2 separate regions of the Mus musculus genome follow, and region 2 is linked to region 1. Evidence: chromatin loops called from intact Hi-C (ENCODE). Cell type or tissue: gastrocnemius. All regions are shown on one strand. Each heading gives the region's core, and the rest is flanking DNA. Links, peaks and the distances in the headings are about the cores only. Region 1 holds the start of Mir193a (microRNA 193a). Region 2 holds the start of Utp6 (UTP6 small subunit processome component).

Region 1 (5,376 bases), core at 209-5,208:
CACCAGAATCAGCCACACTATCCAAAGAGGAGATGCCAACGCACTGTCAAAGGCTGCATTCCCCAGAGGCCCAGACACAGGTTCTTCTTGTCCTATGCTTGGGAAGAGTGGGGGCTGGTGTGGATTGGGCAAAGCCTCCCTCCCCTGTCCCCCCCACCCCCAAATCACTGAATGTGAGCTAGATTTAGACCAGGTAGCTCTGATAGAGGATAGTCTTGTGCATAGTTGCATAGTTGTATACCCTTCCTAAAAAGTAATAGGTCACAATGACTGACACACCACACACACACACACACACATGCACACGCACGTGCGTGCACATACACACAGGGGCTGGGGGAGGAGGCTTAATAAAGACGTCAATCAAACCAGACCTACAGGAGACCTAGTGGCACAGGCTTGAAATTCCAGTTACTCAGGAAGCTGAAGCAGGAAGATTAAATGTTCACGACTACCTGAGCTACAGAAAGATACTCAAAGCCAGCCTACGGAATTTACTTAGACCCTTGTCTCAAAAAAATGTTTTAAGGGTCGAAGATACAGCTCAGTGCTAGAGTACTTGCCTACCCAGAGTGAGACCCTTGGTTCCATTCCCAATGCCATTAAAATAAGTAAATAAATAAATCTATCCTAAATGGCAGAGCAAAAAAAGAGGCTTGTAGAACTCTGGCCAAAGGCTTGGCCCTCAACCAAGGACGTTGGGACCTTCCAAACACTTACTCTGCCCACAGAAAGTCATTCAGAGACTCCTGTGCCCAGGTCAACAGTGACATTGTATAGACAAAGGTCATCAAAATCAAGTAGCAGTCAGTGCTAATGTCCTTCCCCTTTCCGCAGCTGGGTCCGGGCAAGCTGGGAGAAGTCACAGAGGGGAATACCTCTCACCTTGCCAATGTGGGAACTGAAGCCCACGGGGAGGGAATCACCTGTGGACGTCTTCGTGGGCGGTGGGGAGTGAAGAAGGTTCCACCCGTAGACAAACCTAGTGATCCTAGGGACGTTTCCTGCAGTAAACGGCCCCTCCCTGGTGTTCCTCCCTCATAAAATTATCTGGGCTAAGAGAAGACATCAAGGTAAACTGCTATATATGAGGGGTGTGTGAACCCCATGCTGCCCATGGCTATAGGTTCTTTGTAACTCTTTGTTCTCTCTGAACACCAGGTGACAGCAATACTTAAAACAATTAGATTTTAAACTGTTAGCTGCTGTTTTTTTTACTAACACTCTAAAGTGTTTTTTTTTTGTTTTTTTGTTTTTTTGTTTTTAATAACCTATCAAGGTTTGGGAAATGCTCCTTCCTATCTGTAGCCCACATTAGCATTTGCCTTGGGATGTGCTGGGGCATCAGGAGCCCTTGCAAGATGGAGCCAATAGACTGTGACAACCTTTCAGGAATCCTTCCTTTCGCTGGGTCCCTTTCTGGCCCTGGAGGCAGGACCAGTCCCACTGTCTGGCTTGACCAGTGCCTGTGCTCATCTTCCCTACAGGGCCACCCCAAGAAGCAAGGGATTCTGTCTGTTTATGGACTAGCTAGTGACGGAGAGGAGGCATTTGTCATGTAAGGAGAAGGCCAGAGCCCTAGTAACCGTCCTTCTCTAGTGTAATGTGGCCTTGCAACCTGCCTGTGGCTACCCCAAATTTGCAGAATTTCCTTTCTTGACCACCTTTGATTCCATTGATGGGATTAGCCCCCCTCCCCCAGCCATGTCCTTTGATGTGGGCAGGGGATAGCAGGAGGAGGTGCCAAGTAGCAAATCTTAACCTCTGGAGGGTTTCTCCGGATTCGGTGTCTGGGTAAACCCATTACATCCCTGTTCTTTTATCCCTCCAGGACACTGGCTCCTCTAGGCTCCTGAATCTCACAGATCCAAAGGGTCTGTCAGACATCAATAAAAGGCAGCATCACGGGCCACGCCAGGGTATCCTCACCAGGGCATCCTCCTTTCTGCCCCGGGCTCTGAAATAGTAGGGATTACAGAAGCCTGAAGCCTGCACCCATCTCCTTTAAGGGCATGGAGCCTTCTGCCCTCAAGCTTTTTCAGAGCTGTTGTCTTTTGAGCACCTGCCTCAGCGCATCTGTCTGTCCTAATCGGGGAATCTGAGTGTCACAAGCGCTCAGCCCCGCCACAGGATTTAAAGCGTGCATTGGATAGTGGGGCCAGGAAAGAGGAGATAGGAACGTAGCCAATGTCACGGTATTTTAAGTAAATGATTGCAAGATTCCACCTGAAGATAGTTAGGGAACTCAGTCTCGGTGGTTATTTGGGCTTCTCTAGGGCCCCTGGAATCAATCTTCCGCTGATTTATTTTGGTAGAAGCCTAAGGATGGTACACATCCAATTAACCCTTTGTACGCCGGCAGAGAGGTAAGAGAGAAACCGGTAGCGGGTTAGGCTTTCACCTCTACAGTTTTCGGTTACTCCCATCTGTATCGCAGCATCTCAGTCCCACCCTTAAAGGAACCCAGGTTTTCAAGAGGTTCTCTCCCTGGGAACTACACTGGGTACTTTAAATATATCATCTATTGGGGTTGCCAAGAAGCCCTCAATGGCAGGTCTGACCTAGGTTGCGGGTAGGGTGATCGAGGCCCGCTGCAGGGTGCTGCAGGGCGCTGCTCCGCGACAGTCGCGCGGCCCGAGAGCAGGGTGGCCGGCAGGGGGCTCCCGGCGCCGGTCTTCACGGGAGAAAGCCCCGGCAGCGGATCGGACCGGTCAGAGGAGGAAAGGGGAAAATTACTGAGGCTCGGGGGGCAGGAAGGGCTGCGTGACTGGGTGGAAGGCACTTGAGACTGTCTAGTCGGGTGGCTCAGATCCTCTGCCCCGGGCGATTCTGGAGAGGGACACCCCAACCCACTCCAGGGTCTTTCCGCCCAGATTGTGAGCGTGAGCCGGCGTCTCGGCCGGGGGCGGCGCCGGTGAGGGGCGGGCGGAGGGCGGACCGGGGCGGAGCGCGGTCCGCTGGGCTCGAGGAGGCTGCGCTGGGCGGGCGCTGGCCGTGTGGGTCCTCCGGGAGCCGCGGGGCGCGCAGCCTTCCTGATGTGTCACCAGCACGTGGAGCCAGATAGCGCCGAGAGAGCAAGCGAGAGGAGCCCCGCAACTTTCCGGGGACCCCGCAGCAGCGCACATGTCTTCCGGGGCGCGGCGGGGGCCCTGCGGCGATCCCTAGGTCCCGGAGCAGGTCTCGAGAGGCCGGGGACCCTCGGCCGGGAGCGCACGAAGCTGCGGGAACATTGGGGTACGTGGCGCGGGCTGCGGCCGCGGTGCGGGAGGAAGCAGCCTGCGTCGCCGCGGCTCGGTCCCGCCTCGCCGAGCTGAGCGCAGGTAACCGGGCAGCGCACCGCTGGGCCTCGCGGGCACGGAGTGTGGGCGCTGGGAAGTTTCTCGGCGTGCAGCCCTTGCGCTCGGGTGGATATGAGGCGGGGGGCGTCCGGGGGCGCTCACTCCCGGCGTCTCCAAGACTGCCCTCTCGGTCAGGGTGCGCTGCGCGTCGTGTAAACCTTCGAGGGCTGGTTTTGGAGCCCTCGGGGCCGAGGCCGGGAGGGGCAGGTGGCTTCTTTGAGAAACTGTCCTCGAGCCAAGAGCGGGCGGCGGGACTCATGCCCTGGGCAGCCCGTCGTCGGGGGACGCACGGCATCCGGAACTCCAAGACGGACGGGAGCTGAGAGCTGGGTCTTTGCGGGCAAGATGAGAGTGTCAGTTCAACTGGCCTACAAAGTCCCAGTCCTCGGTCCCCAGGACCGGCATTTTCTTCACTCTCCTCGCCGCCCGCAGCCCGCCCCTTCTTGGTCCTCGTGCGCTCCGGCTGGGCCCCCCCCTCCCATGTCCATCGGGATAGAAGCGACTGGAAAGGCGTGCGCCGCGGGATGTCTGTGCGGTTTTGGGGGGAATCTCTTGCTTCGGCAGAGAAACCGCAACGTGCTTGAATGTCCTGGGGTGGGGGAGAAAGGACGTTTTTCTTCTGTACCGGCCTGCCTTGCTGTATGGCGCCAACCTTGAGTTTGGGGGTGGGGAAGCTAGAGCCTGGTTTCTGGACTTACTCCTGGGGAGGTGGCCTCGATGCGGAGCCCAACTCCAGGTCCTAAGTGGAGTCTGTGGACACTTCTCTAACCAGTCTTTTGCCCTCTTTAATAACCCATTACTGACCCCCATCAAGTTTTATGCTGAAAAAGCCCCCCCCCCCAGTTCTATTGCTCTTAAAACTTTGCTTACCACCCCCACCCCCACACAAAATTCCATACAAAGCCCTGAAATCTCGAGTTCCTGACCTTGGTCCCTTTTGTCATTTTGTGTTGTGTGACTGTTCTAGGAGCACTTAGCAGACTTGAACTCCGTGTATGAAGGGCAAGCTGACCAATAGGGCACCTCCTGCCCCCTTCTTCCTGGCATTAGGAAATGAGAGAGGTTTCTAGAAGCTGGGAGGCTGGAGACAGAGAAACTAGGTTGGTCCACCACTTTGTACAAAGTTGCACAAAGACCATATAAGAGGTATTCCCCCCCCCCCCGGCTCCCCGTGCTTGTGAACCACGTGCAAAGTAGTCCCTGTGCAAATCACACTCGGGCTGCTGTCCCTGTCCCTTGCTGGCATGTAGCAGTAGGGACAGGAGAGGGAGCCAGGTGTGGAGAGAAGTCTCAGAAATGTGGTGTCGGGCCGGCTGATGAGCCCCAGCAAGGATCATAGCCCGAGCTGTGTCTGTGCTAGCTCTAGTTGATGGAGTACACTGGTGCCTGAAGAATGGGAGAAAAGAGTTTCTTTGACCAGGGTGTAGATTTCCTACCATCTTGATAGATGACCATTTTGAGACAACTGTTTAGGGAGTGGACAAAAGGCACTTCTGGAAGCCTCGTTCCTAATTAAGAAAAATGCTTTCTTTGGGGGTGCAGAATCAGGCTGGAAAAAACAGCTTATCCTGTTGTCCCAGCCCCCAACATCAGTCCCGAAAAGTAAATGAAGTGGAAATCTCCATAGTATTGTGTAGTCATAAACCATCCACAGACGTGAGCCGGAGCCGAGCGATGCAGAAAAGCTTGCCGGACTGGCTGCTTGGCACCCACCCTGGAGGGGCCAAACTTTGGAATCTGGGACATAAGTCACTGGGAATCAGGAGCTCCTAGCATCCAGGACCTGCAGTTCCTAGTCAGGCATGGCTGTGGCCAGCTGTTAGGGATTCAGTTAGATAATGATTTGGTCCTTCATTGCTTTAGGGTAAGTGAATTGTTTAATTTTGCCTTTCTTTTCTCTCCTTTGGAAGGAAGGAAGGAAGGAAGGAAGGAAGGAAGGAAGGAAGGAAGGAAGGAAGATTGACCGAGATAGGCATTAGGCTGGGTTGGCCTCTCCTCTAGCAGCTGATTTCTGCTTTTAAATAAGCAAATGCATTTA
Region 2 (5,376 bases), core at 166-5,165, 250 kb after region 1:
TTTAGAAGATGGAAAAAATCTCAAAGCAAACCTCTTTTGCAGGTTGACAGTGCTAAGCAAGCCCTCTACAGACCTTCCAACCGCCTGCCGTTGTCAAACTCCTCTAGCAGGCCCACTGCCAGAAGACAAGTTTCCTGCTAAAATCCTGATACACAATGATGTTGCTGATCTACTGACCCAACAGGAGGAAATAGTTCACTCTGACAAGGACCAAGCCTTATTGGGCAATTGCCCTCCACACAGTCATCTCTGATCCTAATTTTAAAAAACGTGCACACAATCATAGAATTCTGGATTTCTGTAGAAAACTGCTGTGAAGCTCACCACTGTCTGATTTAAAATTCTTGAAGGGAGCTGGGCGTGGTGGCGCACGCCTTTAGTCCCAGCACTTGGGAGGTAGAGGCAGGTGGATTTCTGAGTTCGAGGCCGGCCTGGTCTACAAAGTGAGTTCCAGGGCTACACAGAGAAATCCTGTCTCGAAAAACCAAAAAAAAAAAAAATTCTTGAAGGGAATTAAAAAGCTATAGACTCACTCACTTGAACATAGTTGATAAAGTCTTCCTTGAGAAGGGTTCTCCGATGTATTTTGTATTCTAGGTCGGAAGCCTTCTTGATGATAGCCCTGCAGAGAGAGCAAATTACACTGTGACATTTGAGAGGTTAAATGTGATTTTTATTTGGGATATACCGAAAACGGACATTTAACAGGAACATCTAGTTCCTGAACACAGTTATCTTCCACAGGCAAAGCACGCATTCTCTTACACACTTACTCTATGCTGTTACACACTTACTCTATGCTGTTAAGAACATCCACATACAGTTTTAAACTTTCAGGAAAATCACCTCAGTTGCCAAGATCATTACTGTTCCCACCAGCAAAGTAAATAATGCCTAATGCTTTTTATTATTTATACATACTAACAAAGATTTCTCCTCCAAATTTAGGCTACTTAGGGGCTTGTCTTGGGGTGTGTGTGTGTGTGTGTGTGTGTGTATGTATACATTCTCTAGAATCAAACTCAAGGCGTTGGCATGCTAAGCAAGCACTCTGCAATGCTCTTAGCTTCAATGCTTAGGTTTTTGTTAACCAAATCTCTATCCTAAAATCTTGGGTCTATTTTCAGCATGTAAATTCTTAAAACCTAAATTGTCTCTAACTAAATATTACGACAAAGGAGTGAGCATACATGTGTTCTAAGAAAAACAGAATACTCAAGACAATATTTAAGAATGGTAACACATTTAGCACCGCGCCCCCCTTGTTTTTCCAGACAGGTAGCACTCACAGGGATCCGCCCACCTCTGCCTCCCAAGTCCTGGGATTGAAGGCCGGTGCCCTGACTCCGGGCAACATTTAGCACTTTCTAAGCGTCCTCGCGGTGTTTCCTAACGTTTTTCTTTGCGGATCCTACACTCACACTACTACTGCACTTTTATCTAGAGTCATAGAAAAGTAAACTGTTACAGAAAATCACTAAAAGTAACTGATTTTACCAAATTACCAAATGCCAACTATATTCCGTGCCCTGTGGCAGAGCGCTAAAGAAGCATAGGAAATGAATTGAATGGTCTTCAGTCTATAAGTTTAGTTAGGGAGACCTACCCACTCCCCCTGGGCTTCCGTGGCGCTGTACTCGACTATCTAAAGCTGTATACCCCAAACTTTTAAACTATAACCATTTTCTAATCGGAATTCTCCCGCCATTCACACTGCCCAGTATCCTTGACGGGCTAGGATCCTGGCTGGATCACCTTTACGGCCGCAAGACCCTGACCATTGGATGACGGTCAGTAGGAAGGGTAAACGGACTGATTATGGATCGCATTGCAATACGTTAAAGTTGAATTCTGACCGTGGTCAAATTCCAGCCACGGACTTTTCCCTCTGCTAGCATGGTAGCTACAAACAAACTCAGAAAAGTCAGCACGCCGGTCCCCGCCACACACTGGCCTCAAGCTCCCCTCCGGCCTCCCCGCTCCTTCCTCTTCCCTGATCCTCTCTCACTTAATCTCCGCGTGACTGAAGAGTCCGATGCGCTCCAGCTGTTCCAACTCCGGGATTCGATCTTCTATACGTTCCTGAATTATCTCCGCCATGAGGCTGGAACTTCACAAGCAGCCGGGCGGCCGATAAGCGTAGAGAACAGCCACCTTTCAGCCTCACTCTTAGTGATTGACTGAACGTGCTTCGTAAGTCCCGCCTTTTCCGCTTCCGCCATTGGGGAGCCCCTCTTTTCTAGCGAAGCCGCTGTCGCCTCCCTGTGGTTGACTATAGGATTGCAGCAAGAACCTTTTCCGGTCTGGGAATGCATCTTTTGCGGGGGCGGGGCTGGGGGCGGGGCTAAATCCTCGCGCCTCGGAGACCGGAAAAAGCTCCTCCCGGAATACCTGATAGGAGCTTTAAGTACGCTACCTGGAAGTCATTTGTTTTTATCATGCTCCTGTCGCAGGTTCTCGCTTCTCGTCACCGAGAACACTGAAAACTAAAAAATGTAACTGAAGACGATATTGTTAATTATGCAAATTCGATGAGGCTCTAAGGCTGCGGACCAGCTGCCCTGGTCTTAGTCGGCTGGCTTCACGAAACCAGTATGGTAACCGTGCATTTTCACGTCCCAATGAAAGCCTCTGAATGGTTGGTTCTTTTTAAAATGGTGAGAAAAAATGTATTATTTAAATAATTAGGGCCATCGTGCTACCTAGCCTGGCAACCTAAATTCGGTAGAAGGAGAGCACTGACTCCTGCAAATTATCCTCTGATCTCAACACGCGTTCTATGGCGCGTGTGCCCGCCCACGTGAATACACACACGGTTTTTAAATTAAAAATAAATATCTTGACCTATGTAGACAAAATACTTCAAAATTTTAGGCACTGGATAAATAGCAGAAACTGTCATTTGTTTTAGAAAACAATGAAAAGTTTGAAAGTTGGTGAAATAGATCAATATTTACACAGATCTTCCTTACAACATTGTCCAAGCAAATTAGTGTTTCTAAGAGATCCACCTTGGAAGCAACATTGCTGTATAATTACTACCACCTTAAAAAAAAAATCTGTGGTTCCCTTCTCTGTTAAGTTCTGGAAGATGATAAAAAGCCAAAGCAGGGCTTCTTGCTAGACCTGTTATTAGAACACTCACGTCGTTACCCCGGTCTTCTACGTGATTTATGAGAGGGAACTAGACTTCATAGTCACCCAGAGCCACCCAGCTCCTTGCTTTCCTTCCCTTTCTGTTTCACATCTTGTCCCACTGGCCTCAGAACTGACACAAAGGTCAATGTGAGCTTCATCACTTCCCAGCCCTTTCAGATCTAAGATCTGAGACATGGAAGGAAATCATGTATGTAAATTAAAGATGCAGTTTCCTTGTAATAGTAACGCAGGACTTGTTGTTATTAGTCAGAATGGGGATGACTGTGAACAGCAAGTCCAGTGTGGGCAGGAAGCTTGTAATAATAAAAAAAAAAATCAACAAATAAATGCGCAAGTGTAAGGCATTTATAACGTTTCTTTAAGTTCAAGGAAGTCAACAAGCCTGACAGATTGTAATCCTTCCTTTCCAGACAAATTTGACAGAGAGTAATGAGCTAACTACAGTTCTTTGTTGTTTTTTTTTTTTTTGGTTTTTTTTTTTTTTGCTAACTACAGTTCTCAACTGTGCTCTCCACTGTTGTTTTGATATTTAGCTGTTATACTTATCTTGCCTTAAGAATTACTATAATAAAAATGACAAAATCGTCTCTTCACCTCAGCCTGTCATAATAACAGCTGTCTCACTATGTGCCCAGTACTATGAGCAAGGCTGTGATCTTCATGTGAATCACATGAATGTTTTATTTTTGGTTGTGAGCCTAGCCTTTACAGGCTGAGCCATCTCTCCAGCCCAGTGTTTTATTCATTTAGCTGACCCTGGTGGTGAACACCTTTAATCCCAGCATTTGGGAGGCAGAGGCAGGTGGCCATCTTTGTTTGGTTGTTTGTTTGGTTTGGTTTGGTTTTTGAGATAGTGAATCTCTTATGCATACCAGGCTGTCTTGGAACTCTCTCTGTAGACCAGGCTGGCCTCTTATTCAGAGATCCATTTACCTCTGCCTCCCCAGTGCTGAGATAAAGGCATGCAATATCACACACAACTCTATTTTGTATCATCATCATCACCATTATATCAACCTAAGAAGGCTGAAAACACCTACTAAGGAATGGGGATGGGAGGGGACATCTAGTTCAGTGGGCTAGTGATAGAACACAGACAGTCCTAAGCTCAATCCTCAGAAACAGTTCACCCCCCCGGAAAAAAAAAAAGGAAAGAAGAAAAGGAAAAATTACCAGCCTTCGTCTCTAAAACACATTTACATGAAGTTTGCATTTTATTTCACATAACTCACTAGTATAGCTTTACACTCCTGATCCTGATCAGCCAGAATCTCCCATGTGCTGGCACTGTGGGCCACTGTGCTTGGCTTTTATTTGTTTGTTTGATTGTGTGTGTGTGTGTGTGTGTGTGTGTGTGTGTGTATTATATGTATGTATGTATTGCATACATCTATGTATTTGCACCACTCATGTGTCGTGTCTAATGCCCAAATCAGAAGAAGGTGGCAGGTACCCTAGGACTAGTTGCAGATGTTTGTGAGTTGCCACGTGGGAAGTCCTCTGTAAGAGCAGCAGGGTCTTAACCACACTGAGCCATCTCTCCAGCTCCCGTGTGCTTGGCTTTTTAAGTAGTTGTTTTGTTTGTTTTAATCTGTTGTGTGTATGACGTGTGTATGATATGTGTTGGTGTGTATGTGTGTTAGTGTGTATGATATGTGTATAATGTGTATATGATGTGTGTTTGTGTGTATGATGTATGTCTCTGTGACTGAATGATGTGAGTTTGTATGAGTGTGTGGACCCACGGGACAATGTTGGGTGTTGAGCCCTGCCTTCCACTTTCTCCCAGTTGATGCTTGAAGCAAACAACCTGGCCCTTGAGTTTCCTGGGATTCTCCTGTCTGCACTCCTGGAGAACCTGGGTGACAGGTGGGTGCTTTACATGAATTCTAGGGATTCCAGTTTCTGGGGATCCAAACGCTGATGCTCATACTTGTATGGTAAGTACTTTAACCACAGAACCAGCTCCCAAGTCAAGTGGTTATTGTAATATAGAGTTTCATGATCCCTGTCTCAATGACCAAGAAAGAGAGAGGCCAGAAAGATGGATTCTGATCACCTACAACCTTCAAGGAACAGTTCATCCCCATTTTGGTGCTGATGAGCCAGTTTGGAAAACAGCAAACTGCCTTCTGCTAAGATCCTGAGACAATCTCACAAGAATCCCACCATAGGAACACTAACCAGAAGTTAAAACGTCCACTCCTGCCTTTAACA

Evidence for each region. Peaks named below come from ENCODE experiments on the same cell type or tissue, not always from the same donor. Only the 100,000 strongest peaks of a DNase experiment are listed, where the experiment ranks them.
Region 2: a loop joins it to region 1, with 3 times the contacts of the local background. A loop is called at or near these places in 3 of 42 quality-filtered maps.

What each region holds. Positions count from the first base shown.
Region 1 is chr11:79,708,310-79,713,685 of GRCm38, forward strand. Mir193a (microRNA 193a) reads left to right here and starts at 3,660; the gene lies at 3,660-3,725. In gastrocnemius, for the core only: CTCF peaks have their summits at 2,662 (motif pointing right) and 4,626 (motif pointing right); DNase peaks (open chromatin) are centred at 2,696, 2,918, 3,575 and 3,806; H3K4me3 peaks cover 2,831 bases; H3K27ac peaks cover 3,195 bases.
Region 2 is chr11:79,960,210-79,965,585 of GRCm38, forward strand. Utp6 (UTP6 small subunit processome component) reads right to left here and starts at 2,178. Exons shown (of 19, transcript NM_144826.3): 1 at 2,009-2,178; 2 at 538-622. The coding sequence starts at 2,100. In gastrocnemius, for the core only: a CTCF peak has its summit at 2,247; DNase peaks (open chromatin) are centred at 1,299 and 2,252; H3K4me3 peaks cover 2,001 bases; H3K27ac peaks cover 1,322 bases.